Linked DNA regions of Mus musculus: regions 1 and 2 are each linked to region 3. The links are chromatin loops, found by intact Hi-C in ENCODE. Cell type or tissue: left cerebral cortex. All regions are shown on one strand.

Evidence for each region. A loop is a pair of places that touch in the nucleus more often than their neighbours do. Peaks named below come from ENCODE experiments on the same cell type or tissue, not always from the same donor. Only the 100,000 strongest peaks of a DNase experiment are listed, where the experiment ranks them.
Region 1: it touches region 3 in a loop (9-fold over the local background); 21 of 42 quality-filtered maps call a loop at or near these places.
Region 2: it touches region 3 in a loop (6-fold over the local background); 17 of 42 quality-filtered maps call a loop at or near these places.

What each region holds. Positions count from the first base shown.
Region 1 is chr7:37,353,002-37,361,001 of GRCm38, reverse strand. It overlaps a transcript of Zfp536 not described here. Among named protein-coding and RNA genes, the nearest start is that of Gm30483, 29 kb to the right of the region's middle. In left cerebral cortex, CTCF peaks have their summits at 641 (motif pointing right), 2,289 and 3,130 (motif pointing right); DNase peaks (open chromatin) are centred at 1,332, 3,137, 4,196, 4,293 and 1 more place.
Region 2 is chr7:37,341,516-37,349,515 of GRCm38, reverse strand. It overlaps a transcript of Zfp536 not described here. Among named protein-coding and RNA genes, the nearest start is that of Gm30483, 18 kb to the right of the region's middle. In left cerebral cortex, CTCF peaks have their summits at 3,290 (motif pointing right), 5,756 and 5,958 (motif pointing right); DNase peaks (open chromatin) are centred at 3,282, 5,449, 6,258 and 6,702; H3K4me3 peaks cover 1,101 bases; H3K27ac peaks cover 1,028 bases.
Region 3 is chr7:35,876,865-35,884,864 of GRCm38, reverse strand. No RefSeq gene overlaps it. Among named protein-coding and RNA genes, the nearest start is that of Gm36234, 42 kb to the left of the region's middle. In left cerebral cortex, CTCF peaks have their summits at 83 (motif pointing right) and 4,716 (motif pointing left); DNase peaks (open chromatin) are centred at 4,132, 4,722, 5,692 and 6,519; H3K27ac peaks cover 956 bases.

The DNA.
Region 1 (8,000 bases), 1.5 Mb before region 3:
AGCTTAAACACATGGCCCAAGAGGCTAAGAGAAGCTTGTCTGGTGCGGTGTTCTGCAGGGTCATTGCTGGCTTGCTGATGTCTCTGGGAGTGTCCCTGCAAACGTTGACTGATTCAGCCTAGGTGGCTTGTCCCCAGAAAGGGATGACACTGAGCCCAGTGTTTCAAAGCGATCTGGAGCAACGGTCCCTCACACCAGGGCCCAAGGACCAAGTAAGATTTTATGCCACCCCTGCTCACAAAGTTCTCCCTACAAGCACCCCGTGATCCCCATTAGCAACAAGGACTTTGCGACCTACTAGTCTGAGGTGAAGAAGCTGAGGGGCGGGAGACATCGTTGGCCAGGAACACATGGTGCCTGTCTGAACACACGCTTTAGATGTGCGTATATGCATTTGCTCACTCGGCTCACTCTTCTCCCAGGTGACCCTCCTAGCTGTAGGTGTGAACCCCTTCCCCTGCCCTCAGCGTCTACCTTAGCTTCTTCTCTGGTGTCTCAGGCTTCTATGACTGAGTTTATGCTCATATCCCAGACTCGCTGGGCTGCATATGTCCATTCCCTCCCATCCCACCTCCCACCTTCACCCCCCAATGGCTTTTTATCCTGGGGAATGCTGTCAAAGCCAGCTGCACTTACATGGTGCCACCAGTAGATGGCAGCATCTGCACAGCAGTGAAATCCATGTTTTTTGGGTTTTTTTTTTTTTTTCCCCTGCTCACTGGAAACTCCAGGGCAGCAGTTCTCAACCCGTGGGTCTCCATCTCCCAGAGACTATCTGAAAACACAGATATTTACATTAAAATTCATAACAGCAGCAAAATTGCAGTTACCAAGAAGCAACGGAACAATTTTATGGCTAGGGGTCACCACAACATGAGGAACTGTGTTAAAGGGTCACAGCATTAGGAAGGTTGAGAACCACTGCTCTAGGCCTTCTGAACCTAGAATGTTCCAGCAACAGCCTTGGGTCCATATAGTCCCACAAGTAAGGTGAGAGGGAAGCTGGAGACATCACTGGTCTAGCAACCTCTGTCTCGGAATCAAGGCAGGGACACATCTTTTAATTTTTTTAGGGGAGAGATTTGCTCCCAGTTAAAAACCTGGGACATATTTCAGAACACACCAGCTCATCTCCCTGAGAAGCCAGAAGATGTGAGCCCCAGGACTTGAGCCTGCTGAGCCTCCGTGAGATGAGCTGAATGTTCACACCCTGTGCCACACAGCTCTCGGGCTCGGAGCCACAATGGTGTCTCCTGTTCTCCCAGATGCTAACCTCGTCAGTATCTTCCAATGCCATAGCAACAGCTATTTACTGGTGGATTCCAGGCTCCCCGGCACTGGTTGCTTCTCCATGCTGCAGTTCACAGGGACACCCACTGGCAGCTACCACTTGCCCAATAGCACATTGGAAGGCCTGACTCTTGCGTTTCTAGTTGTGTCCCCCAGGGAACGCTGTCCTCACCAGGAACAGGCATAGTGGAGGAGGATATGACAACAGAGCCCTGCCCAAGCCCCGTAGCAGGGTTGATTGAAGCAACTGACAAAGGCTGTCTAAAACCATGTTGGATATGGGCTCTCCCCCACACACACACACACCAACACAAAAGCAATTTGCTAACCTATTTGCTATAACAGTAACTGCTGAGCAAGTGTGGCTCAGCAAGGCTCAATGTGCTCAGAGCTGCAATTGCAATTTAAACCTAAGCCTTGTAAGGTATGACTTATCACTAGCCTCATTTCACATGCTCAGAGAGGTTAAGACACTTATCAAAAGTTGCACAGCTGGTTAACTGCATTGGCAGATTTGAAATTGGCCCCATCATTTCTAGCCATATTGCAGAGCTTACCTATGAAAGGGTTGTGGTGCTTTCTAGAGATGTTAACTGCCCCCCCCCCCATCCCAAGCTACTGGTTTCCTTTGGAGACATTATTTTTTTTAAAAAAATTAATCTTCTTAGTTCACAGTAATGAAGCTGGTCACTTTTCTCTCTAGAAAACACACTGACATTAGAACAGGATCTTCTAAGAGCTTAGGTTGGGTGGTTCCTGGCCTTGCCCCTTCTCAGGGTGTGTGGGGGTGGTATTTTATCTTCTGTGTTCCTCATTCAGTCTGAGTCTAGAGTCTCCTTCAACAAAAGTGACTCATCACTGGCCCCAGCCAAGCTAAAGCTACTTTTCCATGTGTGGGGGTTGTGGGGTCCACCCTGGGCTCAGGGCTACTAGCGCTTTCAAGTGGGGTTCAGATGTGGCTTATAGTTGTTCTCAAAGAGCTGCAGTGATCCCCGATATAGCATAGGGGGAGACAAAGAGCAGGAGGTGCTTCAGGGTTGCAGATACACAGTGGGGTCTGGCTCCACATATAACTAGCTATGTTGCTCAGAAAACCTAGAAAGAAGGTCCCGTTTTTGCAGACCATACCAACGTCCTGGCCACCCTGAAGAAGCAGCTTGGTGGCCAGGGACCCTCTTTGCCTTTTCCTGCAAGGAGCTGGGCAGAGGATTCTTATGTCACCTCCCCAGCTTGCACACCTCTGCCCACTCTGAGCAAGGGTTCCAGGAATCTTTATGCCATTACTAGACACGCTAGGGTCTGGCTTCTGGGCCAGCCCAGGCAGGGTGGACTTTATGTGAGCCCTCCCACCCATAGCAGAAATCCCAAGGTGGTTTCTGTCTGCTAATTCCCACCCAGAACCTTCTCAAGGCCTAGCGAGTTCTTCCTGGGGACAGGGCTTAACCTGTCTCTCAGTGAGGAGATGCGCTTGCCTGCTTGGGCATCTCTCCCTTCCTTACCTAGTCAGGACTGCTCATATGTATTCCTCTCTTGCCCGGGCCACCAGCAGACGTCTGGCGGGCTGTATTGTACAGATGTGTACCAAGGGCCCCATGGAGACTGTTTCGTTCCCTCTGTTCCCGCCCCCCCCCCCCCCCCCGCGCCCCGTCCCGGATGCTCCCTTCAGGCAGCTGCTGGTCTGTAGCCAACTTCCCTGGGGACCCAGCCTTGAAATCCAACCCTGGTAAAAGCAGATCGGGCAGGCTGCAGAAAAGGTAGGCCTTAGACCCAGACAAGTCTTCAGCCATGGTGAATCCCTCCCTTTCTCAGGGCAAGCAGCATAGAACTGCGATTCCGAATATGGCCACAAGAGGGCACTCGATGTCCACAGAAAGAGCAGGAAGAGCGCTGAAGGAGGTCGCTCTGGGAAAGGGCTGTTTGAAGAAGACCTATGCAAACCATGCCTGTCCAGCCTAGCCATCACAGGGGTCTCGTGAAAACGACCACACCATCAAGGCGTGGTTACTCTGACAAAGAATTAAGTCACTTGACTCATGCACTAAATTGCGTCTAGGTGCATTTGTTGAGTGTCTGCTCTATGCAAAGATCGGGTAAATCTGGAAGGGTCCCAGTACTGAGAAGCGCCAGACCATAGTCTACCAGGGAGTTCATTGCGGGAGGCGGGGTGGGGGGAGATTTAAAGGATGCTTCCGCAATTTCTCTCCCTCAGTGGGGCCACACAAACCTTCAGCCACAAGATTCTATCTCTTGCATTCCTCAATATGGTCGCTTGACTGAGAGCCTCCCGCAGAGTCTCGGGCATTTGAACACTTGCTCTCCAGTTGCTGCTTGGTGAGGTTTAGGAGGTGTGATCCTGCTGGGGAAAGTGTGTCACCGGGAGTAGGCTCTGAGTTGTTAAAAGTCATTCCCATTGAAGATGTGAGCTCGCAGCTTCAGCTACCAGTGGCTGCCCCTGTCAGGATGGACCCACATCCCTCTGGACCCTGGAGCACAAATACACTTTCTTCTAGTTGCTTCTGGTCAGTAAATGGCTATTTTCTTCATAGTCATGACAGAATGTCTCCTGGAAACGACATTATTGTGGGAGAGTTTATTTCGGCTCCTGGTTCCCAGAGCCAGTCCACATGGCTGGCAAAGGTTGTTGGAAATAGCTCACTTCATAACCAGGGCGGGTGGGAAGCCACCAGGGTCTGTATATCCTCAAGGGCGTATTTCCTCAACCCAGGTCCCACTTTTCCTAGGTTCCCAGAACCTCCCCAAACAGCACCACCATTTGAGCATTCAAATCATGAGCCTGTGGGCAAGAGATCATATTCTAACTATAATACCTTACAAGAATGTTTTATTCAAACTAAGTTCACTTCCCACACAGAAAGTCCCGTAGGTCAGAACTCACAAATCCCCTTTCTTCTATAAGCACCACTATTGGGGTCTGCAGGGGACATGCCTGAGATCGTGACTTAAAAGGTGCAAGCCACAGCCCGTGGGGGTAGTTGTGTCCCAAGTTGGTACCCAGCAGTTAATATGTATATGAAGACTCATGGGGTTGTCATAGTAACTGGTGAACACATGCATAGATGCTCGCGAGTTTTAAGTATCAATCTGGCCCATTGGATTCCTGGCACTCTTTCTTCAGAACAGGGCATTTTAATTTCCATTCAGGAAGCAGAGTCGTATCTACAAGAAAGAAAGACCCCAGACAGCTCGTCACTGGTACTGAGGCCGCCATCTTAGCACCAGGAGAATGTGGGCGAGCAGAAGCTGAAGGCCGGGGAGAAGCCCTCTGCTCTATAAAATGAACTCAGTAGTTAAATCCCTGCCCCGGGTTAGCTCTGTGACCTCAGAGAAGGGAGGGGCAGGCGCATTTTGGAGCCCTGACTGGAGGATCCATGTGAAGCAAGGAGACCAAGATGGAAGGAGGGCTTCTGCAGCCCCGCCCCTTCTCAGTAGCCCGGAGTTTTAGGAGCCTCCCTAGACCCTATTATCCAGGATACCCCTGCCTAGACGACACCCTTAACCAGAGACCCCTAGAAGCGTTGCGCACGTGTGAGAACGATTCATAGAGGCAGTGCAGAATGGGAGGGCCTCCACTTCAGATGTTGCGCTCAGGGGTCCAGAATTTACGCTGAGTGTCCTCTTTGCCACTTCCGGCTGACTCAGGCTTTCCTCTCAGAACCTGGGGCTCCTGGCCTGTGACTGATAGAGGATGCATGTGACCCCTTCACTGTAAGGACTCTTGCCCAGTTTTAACAATGGTTAGAATACACCCCTAACATCACGGGGACACAACCAAGGAACCAGCCAGAGCCAGAAGCTAAGGGCAGCTCTAGAGTGCTCAGCCCGCCTGGCCACGACCCACACACATGCAAACCGGAATCCCAGTTGCAGGTTGTCTGTGTTTACGGCTAAAATATTAGCGATGACCGACACGCAGCCCTTTCTCCTACGCTGTCATTTTATGTTAATTGAACACCCCTGTTAATCTAATAGAGTTTAGATTTATGTAGGATCCTGTAGAGCATCATATTTTAATCAATACACATTCCACATTCAGATGGACAGATGCGCGGACCCTCTCCATCCCTGCACTTGGATTCCATCAGCTGTCAATAGCGCCTCGTTGAATCCTGTAGAGAGTCAGATTGATGGGTCCAGGCAAGTTCCATTCATCACACAAATTAACTTTGGGGGTAGAAATGATGCGAGGGGTCACGCAGCATCTCCAAGAGGGCGGAGACTGTGTTTCGGAGATTAGGAGCTTTAGATTATTTATCGGGAAGAGCCTGGAGGTGGGAGGCTGGGACAGGAGACTGGATGGGGGCAGGGGCACAAGGTAAAGCTGGATGCCCTTTGTGTCTTATAGACTTACAGGTAGGTGGGTGAGGCTAGTACTGCATCTGGGTGTGGCTGTCCCACAAGCCCCGGTCGGATGCTATAGGAGCAGGTGGGAGATACTGTCTGTGTGCAATTCTGCCTGGCCTCCACCCTCCACGTATGCTGGTTAGTTTATTCAACTTGATACTATCTTTGTCACCCGGTAAGCAGGAACTTCGGCTGAAGAATTTTTCCATCATACTGGCTGGTGGGACTTTTTTTTCTTTTTTTTTTTTTGGATTGATGGTTGAAGTGGGAGGGCACAGCACACTGTGGGTGGTACAATCCCTAGGCAAGCAGCTATATAAGAAATCAGGCTCCACTAACGCATCCCCTCACTGACTCCGTGCCTGCCTTTGTGGCCAAGGGTGGAGTCAGCTGAGCTTCAGCGGTCCTCAGGAGAGAGGCCTTTGGTATTTATTTAGGAAGGAGACCCAGGAAGACAAGACAAGGCTCCCACTCAGAGATGCTCCCCCAGCTATCCCTAAGACACTCAACATTTTGGGCAGATTATGGATAGGCTCTGTGGTGCATCTTCTCTGCTATGTTGCTCAGATCTCAGGAAAGCCCTCTTCTGAGACACCAAGGTGCCACAAGGTGGTATGAGCTGTTTGTGTGCAGGGTTCCCCCAGAGGCACACAGAAAGCCTCACAGGGCCACTTCCCTATCCAGCCTTATCTTTTGTAGCTTTAAGTCTTATACCATCAATAGGACAGAGCACACTGGCCTTGGAGTACTTTCGTCCACCTCTAAGGATGTGCTTAAGCCATTTTGACTTTGGTGCCATTAGACACTTCCACAGGATGTGGGTCAGGTGTGGCAGCAGTGACGTGGCTCTGCCGTGTATGCTGTCAAACAGATTTGCTCTTGGGCTGGCCAACCCAAGTACTAAGATGCACCCACCCATCCCACAGGCCCCAAGTGGGATTCTGAAGCTGTGTGGGAAAGCCTCAGGAGACGACGGGCATGAAGGCAGGCAGAGCTGGCACTCTGGAGGGTGCTCTTTCTAGTTCAAGTTTCTCTCTGTTGCCTTTTGCCTCATTTTTCTGGGACAAAGGTAGCATGTGCCTGAGGCTGACTTCCCTGTTTCCTGGCATTTCCGAGCCGTTTGGTCTGTCTTGAATTCTTGATCCAGGCGATGTAATCTGAGGACTGGAAAGATGGCAGACCTTGAGGTCAGACTTCGGGGGGTGAGGGATGCTGAACTGTGTGTGTCTGGTGACACAGGTCTGGAATCCTAGCTACGCAGGAGGCAGGAAGATTGTGAGTTCAGGGGTATGAGGGTAAGAGGATTCCAGGTGAGTGGGGATCCTGTCTTAACATAAGATTAGCACTGGGGCTGGAGAGATGGCTCAGTGCAGCAGATGGGAGCACTCGCACTCACTACTCATGCACAGAACCCAGGTTCTCTACCGCTCACCGCCATCTGTAACTCCAGTTCCAGGGGATCCAAGAGATCCCTGAGCATGTTCCTGCACTGATGGGATGCATATAAATTCACTCAGGTAGAAGCAGTACATAAGTCCTTTAAAGAACTGGAGTGGAGTATGACTTAGAGGCATAACACTTGCTTAGAATCCCCCAGTGAGATGCTGGGGGCGTGGCTCAGTGGTAGAGCCCCTGCCTAGAATCCTCCAGTGAGGGACTGGGGGTGTGGCTCAGTGGTAGAGCCCCTGCCTAGAATCCCCCAGTGAGAGGCTGGGGGTGTGGCTCAGTGGTAGAGCCCCTGCCTAGAATCTCCCAGTGAGGGGCTGGGGGTGTGGCTCAGTGGTAGAGCCCCTGCCTAGAATCCCCCAGTGAGGGACTGGGGGTGTGGCTCAGTGGTAGAGCCTGCCTAGAATCCCCCAGTGAGAGGCTGGGGGTGTGGCTCAGTGGTAGAGCCCCTGCCTAGAATCCCCCAGTGAGAGGCTGGGGGTGTGGCTCAGTGGTAGAGCCCCTGCCTAGAATCTCCCAGTGAGGGGCTGGGGGTGTGGCTCAGTGGTAGAGCCCCTGCCTAGAATCCCCCAGTGAGGGACTGGGGGTGTGGCTCAGTAGTAGAGCCTGCCTAGAATCCCCCAGTGAGAGGCTGGGGGTGTGGCTCAGTGGTAGAGCCCCTGCCTAGAATCCCCCAGTGAGAGGCTGGGGGTGTGGCTCAGTGGTAGAGCCCCTGCCTAGAATTCCCCCAGTGAGGGGCTGAGAGCAGTGTTTAGCCCTACAGTGCTTGCTAGCATGCAGAGGACCTGGCTTCTGTCACTACTACATTAAAAAAAAAAAAAAAAAAAAAAAAAAAAAAAAAAAAAGATCATTTAGAAAACACCTGTTATGGAACTCAGGTCCAGTCACTGACTTCTTTAAAA
Region 2 (8,000 bases), 1.5 Mb before region 3:
ACTTCTGGCCCTCCTCTGGTATCTCACATGTGGACCAGTGAGCTTGTGTTATGCGTCCCTCTGCTTCCTGGCAATTGGGGAATTGGGCCTTCATTTGGGAGCATAGAGGACACACATTTGAGATGTGAGCCACCCCTGGAAACAGATGCAGATTGCCTCCAACCCTCCCCGACAGACATCTTCCTCTTAGAGCCATATGCTTCCGGGTACAAGAGAGGGGTGGTGAGGCCACCAGAGCCTTAAATCCCATTGTCACCAGCATGCAGGCCCATTCAGTAAAGGTCCCTTTAGCTGGGTGCCAGCATGATTTTTTCCCCCAAAAGTTAATCCATCTTTGTGGGGATTATCAGTAACCTTGCTCCTTTAACTGTCGCTTCATAGTAATCTCTGAACAGAGAGCAATTTCAGGGCATGTAGCCGGATTACTGAGGCCAGGCCTGGGTAGTGAAGGGAGGGGGATAGAGATATAGTCAGAGAAGTGAGGCATGCTAGTGAGGAGACTCAGGGGAGCCTGGAGTACGAGGCTTCAACAGCAGGCGAAGAACACAGTGGGCAAGGTCACTTGTGACCTTGGGGACAGTTTGGGGCTCGGAGGCTGTCCCTTCAGGACCTCCTTGGAGGCTGAGGTCTGGGTATAGGCATTGCGGAAGGACCAGACTGGGCCGGGATTCAGGTAAGGAGGTCAGAGGCAGGTGCAGCTGGCTCCCAGCCGTCTGCAGACCTGTCTGCCTTGGCCCCCACGGGGCCTCTGAAAGCCTGGAATTGGTACTTAACATTTAGTACTCGGGGGAGTTCACATCAAAATCTGTGCTTCTGCTTCTCTGGGAAATTTAGAGAACTCACAAGCCTTGGTCTGCTCCTTTGTGAGGCAGGGCGATAGCCTGGTGCCAGGCGGCCGCTGGCCTTGCAGGCTTAGGACTCTGGGTGCCCAACCTGACCCATGTTAGGAACTAGGCCCGTGTGTATCTCACCACTGGGCCAGGACGTCAGCCCTGCATGCGCTCCATAACCTTTTGCTGGCCTAGGCTTGAGGGAAGAATGCAAGAGGCAAGACAGGGCTGTAGCAGGTGGTGTGGCCCGAGAGAAGCATCAGGTTGAGTGAAGATAATGCTCTCAGAGAGGGACGGTACAGTCCACAGTCCACTGGTCCTCAGCGTACCCTTCTCTAATCGCTTCAGAACAGTTGGCAGGGTGCCCTCATGGACCCCACGTTCACCACCTTCACTCCAATGTTCTAAGTCACCAGGGAAGCCTCACTCAGCCCAGAATGAGCTGGTTTATAGCCTGCATGTATGAAGCAGTCACTACCTAGTTTCCTGGGGGAAGACTGTTTGTTTATGGACACAGTCTCACTCAGTAGCCCAGGCTCTCTAGAAGGAAGGTCTCATCTGCCTCTGCCTCTGCCTCTGCCTCTGCCTCTGCCTCTGCCTCTGCCTCTGCCTCTGCCTCTGCCTCTGCCTCTGCCTCTGCCTCTGCCTCTGCCTCTGCCTCTGCCTCTGCCTCTGCCTCTGCCTCTGCCTCTGCCTCTCTGCCTCTGCCTCTGCCTCTCTGCCTCTGCCTCTGCCTCTGCCTCCCAAGTATGAGGTGATAGGTGCGGATCACCGCCATGTCATGCTCCAAAACTGTCTTTATTTGCCAGGTCTCTGTGTCAGGCCTCTGAGAGGGCTCTGTTGGGAGGGGTAGAGCCCATGTGTAGGACAACAACGTACAGATAGTGTATTCCACACCCAAGCAATGGGAAATTCCTTCCTTGGTGTGTCTTTTCCCCTTTTGTTGGGAGGGCAGCCTGGAGAAGGTCGGTGGAGACTAAAGGGAGTTTCTCCCAGCCCTTAGCATGGCATTCTGCCCAAGAGAGATAGTGTTGGGTTGCTTATTCGACTTTCCTCCTTCCTCATTGTCATAATTTGGTTTCCGGGGAGCTGGTCTTCAACTGCATCTAGAGGCAGGAGATCGTCGAGATGCAAGCTCATTTGATGGTTTTTAATTACCAAGGCAAGGGAGTCGTCGCTCTGCATCCATTTGCAGCCTCTGGTCTCTGGGTAGCGCCCCCCCACACCTTGATGGCACCTCTGGAATCTGAGATGGTGTCAGCCCAGCCAATGTGGATGACAACAGGCATTAATTGCATCCCGAAGGAGGCTTTACTGAAGTTGGGGTCACTCCACTGTGGCGTCCAAAAGCGCGTTGTGCATACACGGCAGTGCAAGAGGGAGAGGGATGCTCTTAGCCACACAGGCTGGAAGAGAAGGGGAAAGAGGTTCTCATAGGATCCTAAGAGAACAAGGAGGGAGAGGCTGGAGGACCCATGTTCAAGAGTCCCATCTTCCCGTCTCTAAACCCCATTGCCCTTGTTACTAACACGAGCCGGAGCTCTAAATCCTAACTACAGGTCTTAAGCCACAATCACACACACTAAGGTTTGGGATTTATCCACACCCTGTCTCCAGATATGTTGACAATGAGGCCACTGTGTGCAGAGAGATGTAGGTCAACAAGAGGTTTCCCCTTTGGGGAGGGAATCCACCAGAAAAATTGATGAGGCAAGACATGAGTTCTCTGCCCCGCCCCCAACATGTGAATTTGTGTTTTTCATGTCTGCTGGGAAAATACAGCAGCACACACGGCCTACATGGGCACAGCATGTTGATTCTTGGTAAGTGACCAGCTCCTGGACAAAGCTGGCAGGGGCATCCAACTCAGACACTACACCCATTTCTTTGACAAGATGTCTTCTCCCTTGTTATCCCCAAGGGCCGCTGGTCCAACTTGGAAGAAGTTTAAGTAACATTGGCAGGGGCACTTCAATGTCCCCCTTGCCGAGGCTTCCCATGTGCTTCAGGTATGGTGTCAGTTCTGAGAACCCCTACCCTGCCTTCCTTTGGGATCAGAGAGAATGGGTTGGGGGAAATGGGTGATAGCTTGTTCTCTATTCCTCTGCCATCCATCCCCGAGACGCCATCTCCCCACAGGATAGAAAGAATCACCTGTCTGTTTTTGGCACCAACACCCTCACGAAAGCCGTAAGAATATGGTGACCTTCACTCTGGTCTCCATGACGACAAGATGGTATATGTATAATTAGTTCAAGCTTATTTTAGGACCAATTCTCTTTTATTTTAGGGCAATGCGAGCTATGATAACTGTAAGCATGTTTACGAGGCGCGCGAGGCTTAGCTGAAATGTGCCAACAATTCTAGTCAAACAGATGGTGACCCCTGATTCAACTTGCCCTCATTCAATTATTCAGCTGTATTTAATTTTCCTCCGAGTGACTCACATGCCATGCAGCCACTTGTCCTCTAGGTGGCACTAGAGACCACCTTTATGGCTACAAATAACCGCGTGCTCCCTAGGTCTCTGAATTTTCTGCCTGGCCTAGGCCGGCAAGGTAGATAACAAAATTTTTGCATTTGAACAATAGTTTCAACCTATTATCAAGTGATATGAAAATGTGGCGAATTACTGGGTCAAATTGTATGCAATTTGGATACAAGCTCTAGATGAGCATCATTCTAAAGAGGGATTTAAAACATTGCCCAGGTTTAATATTCTCTCAGATGATTTGTATGGAGTTTGCAGGGTGCTGTCATATTAAAGCCAGTAAAATTACTGCGGGGAAGTTTTGTGTGCCATCTCAAAATCTCTCTGGTTTAATTCTTTACCAGCTGTGTCGTCTGAGGTTGGGGGACATCTGCCTGTCATCTGTTACTGTCCCCTCCTGATGGTTCCTACCTGTCTGTACATATTTTCAAGCTCAAGGGATCTCTCAAAACTCACCCCCTTCTAGAAAGGATGGAACCGAATCTATTCGGTCACAAGAGTTTGTGGTGCAACAACTAACGGAGCCTGTGGCTTGGGAGCCCCCCCCCCAAAAAAAAATCACTGCAGAGCTGGCTTCTCAGAATCAGGAAGAATAAACGATTCTCTCAGCTGTCTTCTACCCAATCACATCCCAATCCCTTTATACCCTAAATAGGAGGAGGCCCTGTAAGACACACTGAAGCCACAGTTCTCCTCAAGCAAGGTGGCCGAGGCAAGCCAACTGCATAAGTCCCTCAGCCTGTGGCTACCCCTCTTGTCACATCCCCTTGGAGCACTGGGTGTCCGTCCCCTTGTCCAATCCCCCCCCCCCCCCGTCTTCAGTCTGGTCAAGTCACAATGAGAGAACTGTGAGTGGGAAGCAATGCCACTCAGATCCATGCCGACCCCAACGTCTCGAAGCACAAACTGCTTCCAGAGACAATGGGCTGGGTTTTCGGTGGCTTCCTGACTGAGAGGTTCTGGCAAATACAGTCAAGTTCTCTGAACATTGCGGGTTCTCCTTTCCTTTTCATCTAGAGGCAACATGGTGATGGTGAGTGCTGACAGCCCCACACTCAACTCTGGGCCTGGAGTTTCCTGTTGGAAGGCTGGCCTTGCCGGCCACCTTCCACTTGGTCCTGTTGTTTTACCTACAGTGATGTCACTCACGGCGATGTGATGGTGGGTAAGCACCTGCAGCAGCTAGGGCCTGACCTTGGGCTCACTAGCACAGCTGGCCTTACCACACCCCAAGGGCAGACGGAATGGTGCCCTGTTTGTGTCTGGGACAGTCAAACCTAACCTGTTATAGCCATTCTGGCTGCGATTCTGGCAGGATTCAGTGAGTTACATGGTCTTTGAATGGGTGTCTCAATTACAGCTATGCCGAAACCAGAAGAATTGATTTACCTCAGACTCAGCACCTCTCTTGGGGTATCAGAGTCGGCTTGTCCTTCCCACTTTTAGGTAAATTTGGGGTGGGGGAGCTTCATTAAGGTGCTACAAAGAATTGAGCAAACCACTCCGTGTGTCCCTGGATCCTCTGCTCTGAGCCAGCCACCGTCCCCTAGGGATGGAGTGACAGAGCAAGGTGATTCAGAAGGAACAAGAAGTGGCGTCCCACGCCCTCTCTTAGCCTCTTCTGTGCTGCTGGGTGTTTCTGCAGAGCAAGGAGGCAGGGGCACCTGGGACTCTTTCAAAGGGAGCTCTCTCATTAGTGTATGTCCCGAGTGAGATTGTATAGGCTCATACACACAGAATTCTGGCATTTTCTGCAGCCTGTCTCTTTTCAGACTGGGCATGGGGAGCACTCTGAAATAGACAGGAAAGAGGGAAGAGACAGGCAGGGAAGTGATACATTTGTTAGCCACGTAATGATTGAAAACCAAACCAAACCAAACCAACCACCCCGCCCCCCGGTCCCACAAACGCTGTAGAAATGGCTCCTCAGATCTCCAGCTTCAATATGGATTTATTTTTATTACATAAATACATCACTGTGGTATTGTATTTTAAAGAAATAGCGCCCTGCGCCAGGGCAGCAAAAGTTGCTGGACGCTGTGCCCGGTGGGGCCGCCACTGTGGCTCTTGGCCTTCCCTGAGGCCTGGATCCCCGTCTACCGTGCCACCTGCCCTGCCACCTCAACATTCTTTCTAAGATGCCAAGTTTCTGCGGCTCCTGGAGCACCACTCTCCTTTGTTCTGAGGACTCTCTCCACGAGGAGGCCAACTGCGTCTTTACAAAGAAACTAAGGGGCAGGATCTGAACCTATGTGGGAACGCAGGGGCCCCCCCAGCAGGTGGCCGCGCATGCGCTGAGGCAGAAGCCAGGGAAAGTTTGTGCTTTTTGCTGTGATTACTGTCCCCCAAGCCTCTGCTCACTGAGGGGTTCTGAGCTCACACACCCCCCCCTGCTTCCCCGGCACACTCCGGTTTCTTAGCTCCTGCAATTAGATCCCGACTAAGGCAGGCACACCCCACGTTATTCACTGGGGGAGCTCTGAGAAGATCACTTCAGGAGTCTGAGCTGTCCCTAAGGGACTCATTTCACAGAGACCAGCCTCCCCCCACCCCCCAATGCCCAGGAATCCACTCTTCACTTTTTCTTTTTCTTTCTTTCTTTCTTTTTTCTTTTCTTTTCTTTTTTTGGGGGGGGGACCAACTCTTCCTTTTCCCTGAAGGTGGCAGTAAAGGAAAAAAATGAGCCTCTTTGAAGAGTTGGGAATTTTATTACAAAACAGATGGCGAACTGGGCATCCCCGTTGTCCCCCCCCCCCATGTGCCCGAAAGCCTTGGTAAAGGAAGCTATAGCCCCTCAGAGTGGTGTTCGCAGGATTGCTCCCCTCGCATAGTGGCAGCGTGGTAAGTCAGCCCAGAGCTGATGACCACGGGCTCAGCCGGCCTCCTCGTGCCCCCCTTAGTCCCTTACCAGGATAATTGAGGACCATAATGCGGGGGGAAGAGCGCAGAGGCTCCCGCGGGCTGTCAGGTATCTGCTAGTGTCTTCATGTCATCCGTCAGCATTGAGCCTCTCTGTCATCTCTTCTCAGCCTTCAGCGCCGTGAGCCCTCACCACGTTCATTATCTCGGCTCAGGCCGGCCCTCCCCCCGGCTCCCCCCACCGGGTAAATGCATCTTTGTGCAACTCTCAGTCTCCGATTATGAATCGATGATCATGTGGTATAAGAGAGATAGATGGCTTTTAGTCGCATCTTGGCTTCCCTAATTGTAAAATATTAGTTACATTACACTGTGTCTTTTGATTAATGGAACTTATTTGGAGTAGCCTATCCGAACCCTCCCCCTTCCACAGCCCTCCACTGACTTTTGAGAATTGAGTGATCTCACTTAAAGCAGACAAATAGGCCCTTCAGTGAGGAGACAGCGGCGCTGCGATACTGAGGGCCAGACAGGCTCTGCAGACAAAGTCCTGTGTTCCCGAGAAAGGCTTCAGCCTCGCTAACGCCAGCCTCACACCTCTGATCCGCCCTGGACAGCGAGTTTCTCCTTCTGTGTCATTTCCCCCTCTTGGCAAACAAAACCCATCTTGCTGACTTGCAAAACAGGATGTGAAACAAAATTTAATTAAAATTAAATAAATCGCAGATTGCCGAATCGCCACGTCCAGCTTTCAAGGAGACAGTCAAATCTGAACTTTGATGGATTTCAGTCCTGGCTATGCCAGGGGGCTCCCTTCTTCCTGGATGGCATGTGGCTTCAAATCAGCCTCGTGTCCATCACATTAGACATGGGAAGATGTTTGTTCTTTAACTGGGAATTTAGTTTGCACAATTTATTTAAATATGATCTGTTGATAAAGCCTTTGCCACATAAAAGGGAAAATAGTGGCTATATCTGTTTATTAGTTGCTTGCTCTTAGCCACCAGGCTTTGGGGTGATAGATCCCTCATAAATAACCTATTCTTTAGTAGAAATCCAAGGCCATATTCACTTCAACTTATCAGCTCAATTCAAAAGGTCTATTTCTTGTCAATGGGTGCAATGTCTATATCTTGGGAATCAGGAAGGCTTCGCAAACGCCTAAAAGACGCCACAGATCGGAACTCCAGCATGCATTCTGGTGGGGCATTTTGAGGACACATGCTATATAGAATGCATGCAAGTATTCATATCTATTCTTAGTTTTACAGGAGCTGCTTTGTATTTTATTCTGACCTTTGGGTTTTTCTTTTTTTTACTTTTATTCATATATATACATATATATATTTTTTTTCAGACACTGACACTTCTTGTGTTTCCTGGGGACATGCTATTTCATTTAACAGACTTGTAGCAAAAGATTGATTTTATTATGTGTATAGAAAGCTGGTAACATTTTACATGGTATTTTTCTTTTTTTTGAAGAGAGTAACAATACACTTAAGGCTGCCAGGAAGACTGGAAGCAACAGAATAAGAGGACTGACTATAAAACTCATTTGAGGAACAAGGTGCTTGCAGATTGGCCTTCTGCATCAGCGCAGCCCCACCAGCAGCACCCTGTGTTACAGGCTGCACAGTGGGCCCCACAGTGTCTGCAGAATCGGCACCCACAGCGGCTCTGGGGTACCAACCCCAGTGCCCCCTCGTCTCCCGCTCCCCATCCATGCTTAGATTCGGGGGATTTAGACATTTGGCTTTTGTGTGTAGTTTTGACTCCTTGCTCTGAGGAAAGTGTATTCTGGAAGACTCTTTGTTCCG
Region 3 (8,000 bases):
AAAATAATTGTTATTATTTTAGTTATGTGTATGTTTGTCTATGTGCACAGAAGTGCAGTTGCCCACAGAGGCCAGAAGAGGGCGTCAGATCCACCGTAGTTGGAGTTACAGGCAATTGTGAGCTGCCCAGTGTGACTGCTCAGAAGTGAACACAGGTCCTCTGTAAAAGCAGTAGGCACTCCATCAAGTCACTTCTCCAGGCCCATTCAACCTTCTCTGGGGCCCCAAACCTGCTATGTGCACATGTTCAGAGCCTCTGAGCCCAGGGTATTGATGAGGCGGTCTACTCTTGAAGGTAACAGTCAGAGCTCACCAAGGCTCTAGAAAGAGGTAGAAGAAGGAAGCTGTCCAGACACTCAGGCATCCTTTGGGTGACTTAAGAGTATTTTCACATCATAAAAAAAAAAAATCCATTTTTACCAAAAGGTTGGAGAGAGAAGACTCAGTGGTTGAGAGTGGCTGTTGCTCTTCCAGAGAACCCAAGCTCGGTTCCCAGCATCCACATTGGGCAGCTCATGACAACTTGGAACTCCAGTTCCAAGGGATCCAACACACTCTTCTGGCCTCCACTGACACACACATACATGGCATATGCTAACACTAACACACACACACACACACACACACACACACACATACACACACACACACCTATGCAAAAATAAATTGTTAAATTCCTAGATCTCTAGAGAGTGTGACCGGCATATGATCTCTATCAAGTTTGTGGTTTCCATCGCTGGAGTGACAGACTCACTCATAATGACCAAGACTAGAGCGGAGAGAGTCACTGTGCAAGTGGTTGGGGGGGGGGGGGCTGAGGGAAAACTAGGGGGGAGCTGTAGAGCTTGGTCCATGGAAATCTAAGCCCTGAGTTACTCCAGTGGAGACTGAGGGCACACACACTGGACACTTGCCCGGGACATGTGCCACAGGAATGCTTTTCTCTGACTTTCTACCTGTGTCGTGAACCTTTGGTGCATGCAGGATCTACCTAGAAGGATAACTGGAATTGATAGTTTTTAAATGTATTCTGGCTCACAACTTTGGGGTTTTCTATCTGCGGTCACATAGATCCATTGGTTTGGACCTAAGGTGAAGCAGAATACCGTGATGCTGTCAGGGAGGCAGAGCAGACCTTCTCGACCCCTGAGAATCAGGAAACGGGAGTCAAGGGAGAAGAGCCATCTTTCACAGGTACACCCCCAGTGGCCTCCCTCCTCCCACCAGGCTCCAACTTTAGCTTCTACCACTTCCCAATAATGCCATGAGGTTCCAATTCCATCCGCGGTGTCAGAGAACCGGTCTCCGTGATTGGCTTCCCCATCTAGGAACACCTTCGACACATGGATCTTTCGTGGGTTAGGGGGACATTCTGTACCCAACCCATAACAGGGGGTCATGGAAGAAGGTAGCTTGTTACCACACATGGTTCCAAAAAACAAAATGCAGCAGAAGTATCAGGCAGCCTTGCCCCCACGGCACCCACAAAAGAGCAATTTCACCTATCTGGAAAGAACCTGGGGCATACATCAGTTCTAAATCCTATCTCATGCCTCCCTTGCTACTGGATGAATGTTGCTGCTCGAAACTGTATTGGTTTCATTGTTCTGTTTGTGCTTCATTTGCGAAGGTGACTTGGTTTTATAGTTGCACAAAAGCTACAAAAGGAGTCGGCATCTACATTAGCAAAATCTAGAGCCAGGAACGTCGTTATACTCTCCACTGAGCAACTGGGAGAACTAACTGCTATCCTGCAGGAATGAGGCCACAGGCAGCTCGGCAAGGTGTACCTGCTGCTCTCGAAGAGGACCCAAGGTCAGTTCCCAGCACTCCAATCAGGAGGCTCACAGCCACCTGTAACCCCACCTCCAGGGGTTCAGATGGCCACTCTGATCTCTGTAAACACTGTACTCGTGTGCACATGTGAGCATGCACGCACATGCATGGGCACACACACACAATTAAAAAATAAAAAAATAAAATTTTTAATACATAGTACATAATACATGCAAGGCATGTAGTGGGATCAGTAAATGCTATTAAGTTAAGAGCGGGGAGAGAGTTGCTTCACTTTACCCCTTGCTCAGGCATGGCTGAACCCCCATTTCTGGAAACTGCTGGACCTTCTCACTCAAACCTAGACTTAGCCTGTTCCGTCCACTGGTTAAGAGACCACGGTCCCCTGGAGCAGCAGGTGGGATGTGGGGTTCTCACTAGCTGGAAACTCTAGTGCTCCTCCATGCTCACAAGTCTCATAGTGTCCTGTCCATCCTCTCAGAGCAAACAAAGCACAAATAGACAGACGTAGAGTTGTCCAACTCCCCCAAGGGTTATTGCAGATTGCTACTTCTGTCTCTCACACTCTCCTACCTGGTGAGCTAATATCCTGGAGGGTGACATCACAGGCTGGAGAGATCTGAAAGTGTTATCACTGCTATGACCAAATGCCTAACAAAATCAGCTTACAGGGAAGAAGGATTTGTGTGGCCTTGTGGTTTCAAAAGGTTCAACCCAAAGCCCTTGTTTCCATTGATTGTAGGCCATCTGGTAAGACAAATATCAGAGGAACAAGAGCATGTGTGGTGGCAGCTGCTCACCTTAACAGACACGAAGCAGAGAGAGGAGGAAAACCTGAGAACAGAAAACACACTTCCTGTGACATCCTTCCTCCAGCTAGGCTCCACCTCCTAAGGTTTCCAGGGCCTTCCAAAGTAGTGCCACCAGCTGGGGACCCAGCACTCTTCACAAGAACTTGGAGAGGTGTGGGCTGTGTTTCAGATCTAAACCACAACTTAATCCTCAGAGGGTGGAATCTGCATAGGACTAAGGGTCCAGAAACCAGATCTGACTCAATAAAGTCCTCAACATATTCTATTCAGCCAGGGGCTTGGCTGGTATCTACTCAGAAAGAAAAGGAGGAATGGAAGTGAGGAGGGAGAAAGGCAGAAGATGGAAAACCAGCAGAGGTTAGATGCAGTGGTGTACACCTTTAATGCCAGCACAGAGGCCCTCTGTGTGCCAAGGCCAGCCTGGTCAACATAGTGAGACTTTATCTCAAAAAGGCAGGAAACAAACAGATCCCTAAGGGTGCTTAAGCTCTCTGCAGTTGCCCAGGACTCTCCCTCCCTCATCTGCCTGCTAGGGGAGGTCTAATTTCAGGGAGATAGATGTAGAATGCAAAGATCTTCTCTTATTTGGAGGTGTCTTGGTCTCGGAAGTCTTCTGCAGTTGCCTCTGTTCGGTTTTGAATTTTATCATATGCACTCCAAAATGTATGTTGAGATCTTAGCCTCCAGTATCACCCAGTGTGACTGTATTTGTAAACAAGGTCCTTTTTTTTTTAAGTAGTTGAGTTAAAATGAGGTCATTCGGGTAGGCTCTAGCCCAATTGACCTGGTGTCTTTACGAGGAGACAGCAGGACGTGAGCATACGGGGTGAAGAGGATGTGAAGATACAGAGAGAAGTCAACCCTCAGTGGCTACAGAGGGATGTCTCAGAAAAAAGCAGCCCTGTCAACTCTTCAATCTTAGACACACAGCCTCAGAGGAGTGAGGAAGTACATTTCTGTCATGTAAGCTGCCCAGCCTGTGGCACTTAGTTACAGTAACACTAGCAGATGAATGTACTTTTGAACCCCAACATTCAAGAGCTGAGTGTGTGTAGTTCAGTGGTAGAGCCCCTGCCTAGAATCCCAGGTGAGGGGCTGGGAGTGTGGCTCAGTGGTAGAGCCCCTGCCTAGAATTCCCCAGTAAGGGGTTAGGGGTATGGCTCAGTGGTAGAGCATCTGCCTAGAATCCCCCAGTGAGGGCCTGGGGCCATGGCTCAGTGGTAGATCACCTGTCTAACATATCCAGAGCCCTGGGTTCCATCCCTAGCTCTGCAAGAAAATAAAAATACGCGACTGATTTGCCTTTTCTTGTGTTCAGCTCCACCAGCTGTCTTCTATATGTCTCCTACAGTTGGTGTAAGGAGGCTGAAATAACAATGAGCCCCACAACTTCAGTCTGTGAGTGATCTCCATTTCCCACCTTGTGCCTGGCCACTAGACCCCCAAGTGAACCACACTCTGTCCCTGTGAGCCTGCCCCCGGTGCCAATATGTATAGGAGTGACCTGCTGAAACACCAAGCACCCACACCAGATTGGGCACTTCCTGGCATCTTCCCACTGTGGTTGTACCTACTGGGCTAGTCCCTAAATGGGTGTGACATCAGACACAGTGTCCAGCTCAGACTTCAGAGCGCCCGATCACCTTGCTGTACCTCTGCCACTGCCCATCTACCCCTGGGTTCCTGACACCTCTCTGCTTCCATACTGCTAGTCCTAGCTCTCTGCAGAAGGTGAGGACAGGGGTGCGGGAGGAGAGCAGGGGCTCCCAGGGCTCAGCTCAACTTTACAAGGGGACAAATGGACCATTTCATTTCCCAAAATAGCCTTCCAAGAACACTCCCATACGGAGCCATAAAAAAAGGCTTAGACCCAAGATTTTTTAGAGGGGATTTTATATCCGTGAGTATCTATCGAGTTTTATGCCCCTTCGGGGTGTCCGTGGGCTGTGGGCAGAGTGGAAAGGGCCTTTCATTAACCACAGGAATCAAGCAATGGCTAGAAACAAGTTGGGCTCTTCGCCCTCTGGTTTTAAGGTAATTCTTGGGAGTTTTAAAAGTCCTTTCCCCAGCCTAGAGCAGGCAGTGGGCTGAAGCGCAGCGCCCTCTGGTGGTTGTTGATGTTCAGCGTCCTAGCCCCAGGTCCAGCAGGAGGCTGGAAGCCTGGGCCATCAGCCAAAACATCAGCATTACAGAACAGATGGGGGACCTTTGGAACCTTGAGGGGCTGCTGACCTGCAGCATGGGCTGAGTCCAGGTCCCCCATGCACATGTGGTCATGCAAAGGGCATAAGCATGTGGGAGCACACATAGGGGCGTGCTTGTGGTCAGCCTCTGAGGAACAATGTCACCCATAGTGAGCCGGAAACATAAGATTCTCTCTTCCTTGCGTTCTCTCTCCCCAGTGCTCAGACCTTGGAGCCAGGACCCCCGATGTTTCCCTCTCCCCCACTATCTCCAATCATCTTCTCCACTTACCAACAACAGGCTTCTTATGCGCATGTGAGTGTGTGTGTGTGTGTGTGTGTGTGTGTGTGTGTGTGTGTGTGTGCGTGTGTGCCGTGCGTGCGCATGGACAGTCCACAGCTGAGGGGATACAATATGTGCTCCGAGGTCCCCATAATGTAGATCAGCACATGCCCTTCTGACATTTTTGTATTGAAGCCAAACCGCAAGTCCCAGGGCCCTGGGCACAGAAGTACATAGGGGCTTAAAGGGGTCTATCCAAGCCAGCGGATCCCTCTTAAGTCTGCCCAGCACCCAGCCACACCTGAGAGAGCAAGGCAGTGCAGGTATTACTGAGAATGCAGGTTTGAGAGAGTCCAACCCCTGAAAGAGTGGCTCCATTTCCTCATCTGTACAGTAGAGGCCAAGCTCAGAACATGCTAAGACCCAGCACAAGCCGCACAGAAAGCCACACTGGTATGTAAACATACTTTCTATTGCTGTGATAAACACAGACACCAAGAGCAACTTGGGGAAGAAAGGATTTATTTCAGCTTAGGGAACTTAAGACGAGAACTGAATCAGAGACCATGGAGATGTACTTCGTCCTGGCTTGCCCCTCACCCCCCACCCCGTGGCTTGCTCATCCTGCTTCCTTATACAAGCTAGAACCACCTGCCATGGGTGCCACCGCCTCCAGTGAGCTGGGCCCTCTCAACAAACTCATCCCCAGAACAATTCAATGGAGGCATTTTCTCCATTGAAATCCCCTTCCCAGATGACTCTAGCCTGTGTCAAGGTAACAAACTCCACCAGCACACCTGGCCTGTGCTGTGAACACCAGCCCTAAACCATCACTGCCCACCCTCTTATCTACACGACTCCTTCCGCACTAATAATATACATCCTACCAAGTGTGCGCAATAACCAAATGACCCATAAAAGGCCCAGACTTTCCTGCGGGCCCAACCATCTCCATTTCCCATCAGCCCGTGAGGACAGAGGACATCTTCCTCCCCACGGGATCCCATAGGCATCAGACCTCAGGCCTGGCCATCCCCCATCTGTCTGCAATCCTAGTTCTCTCACTCGGAGGCCCCTACTGTCAAGCTTTCCTGTCACATAGATTATAGAGGAGGCTAAGACAGCCAGGACAGAAGTCTAGAAACAGCTCTGATGGGACGAGAGAGGAGGCCAGTGTGCTTCCATCTGGAACTTCAAAACTTCTCCAGAGACAGCCTGTGCTCTGCACTGAATGCAAGCCCCTGTCAGCACACCAGGCCCACCTCCACTCTTCCCCCCACCCAAGCTTGCATCCAGAGCACCCCACAAACACAGGTTGTAGCTAAAAGTACGCAAATCAGGAACCGGGACGTTGCTAACTCTCACGGCAGCATTAACTCATTCGCTAGCACATATGGGGTATTTGGATCCCAGTGGGCCTGCTATATATACAGCTTATTATACAGTAGGTGCGACTTGGGAGAATTAATGTTACCATAGGAACATTTGGATCAAGGCTGGCTTCCAGGGAGGAGAGAGAAAAAATAAGTTCTCCTGCTCAGCGTTACTTCTCTGTTTGGAGTTGCTGAGAGGAAGGAGCCCTGTAATGGAGTCAAATGAGGCAAGGAGGGGCTTCCCCTGGTGGCTTGGGGAAGGTGAGAATTCCTGGAAGCAGCTTACTGAGGAGAGAAAACAGAACGTTAGGAACCAAAGCCAGAAGCCCCTGTAGCTCAGAGGACTGGGCGGGAGGGTGCAGAGACAAAGTGTTCCCTGCCTGGACGTGAGGGGCTGGGTCACAAAGCGGGAGCACTGCCTTGGGGACAAACTAAAACCCCCTCCCTCCATCACTGACATAAGATGTCCTTCCCAGCCCCACGCCCACACACAGAGAGTCTTATTCCAGGAGTCCATCGGTCTAGAAATACCAGAAAGGCACAGGGGAAGCCAAGGGTGAGACAGGGCTCTGTTCCTGGTTAGGCACTTTTTGGGAACCCAAATTCTTAGCTGAAGAACAGAAAATTGATGTGTGTGTGTGGGGGGGGGGGGTGCTTCATCCATGGTAAGCGGGATAGCTCTCTTGTGAGAAGCAAAGGCACTGTGTCCATCTGAACATCCCCACCCCTGAGTCAAAGTCTATCTAGTTAAAAAAAAATCAGAGTACTCAAGTTATGCATTGGTATAATCTCAGCACATCTGGGCACGCCCTGAACTCCCTCAGGCTCTGAAACTCATCACCTTTTGAATAACACAAGGGTCTGATGTCTCCTATCCCCTTCCCTGACTTTGCACATCTGGGAGTGCTAACAAGCCACAGATACTGAAATAGACCCAGCATGGCCATTCTACTCACGCCAAAGGCAGTCCCACAACCCTGGAAACACGTGCCCCAGGTAGAGCCAACCCCCACCCAGAGAGCTGAATTATTGCCTCTCGGCATCCTTTGCATGTTGCAATACACCAGACATGCAGAGCTGACCCAAAACAAGCTGGCTGAAGGAGTGAACGTGGAGTCCAAGGCGAGAGCAAAGAAAGAGATTGCAAAGAGGGCTGGGGAGGTGGCTCAGTGAGTAAGAGCACTTGCAGCTTTTCCAGGGGATCCCAGCTTGGTTTCCAGTCCCAGGTATGGAGACAGTAAACCACCTGTCATTCCAGGCCCAGGGGATTCAGTGCCCTGTTATGGTCTACACAGATACACACACACAGACACACACAGACACACACAGACACATACACACATACAGACATCCACAGATACACAAATACACACAGAGACACACACATAGACACATACATAGACACAGAGACACACATACACACATACAGACATACAGACATACACAGATACACAAATACACACAGAGACACACACACAGACACATACATAGACACACAGACAGACACACATATACACACACAGACACACACATACACACACTCTTAAAAATT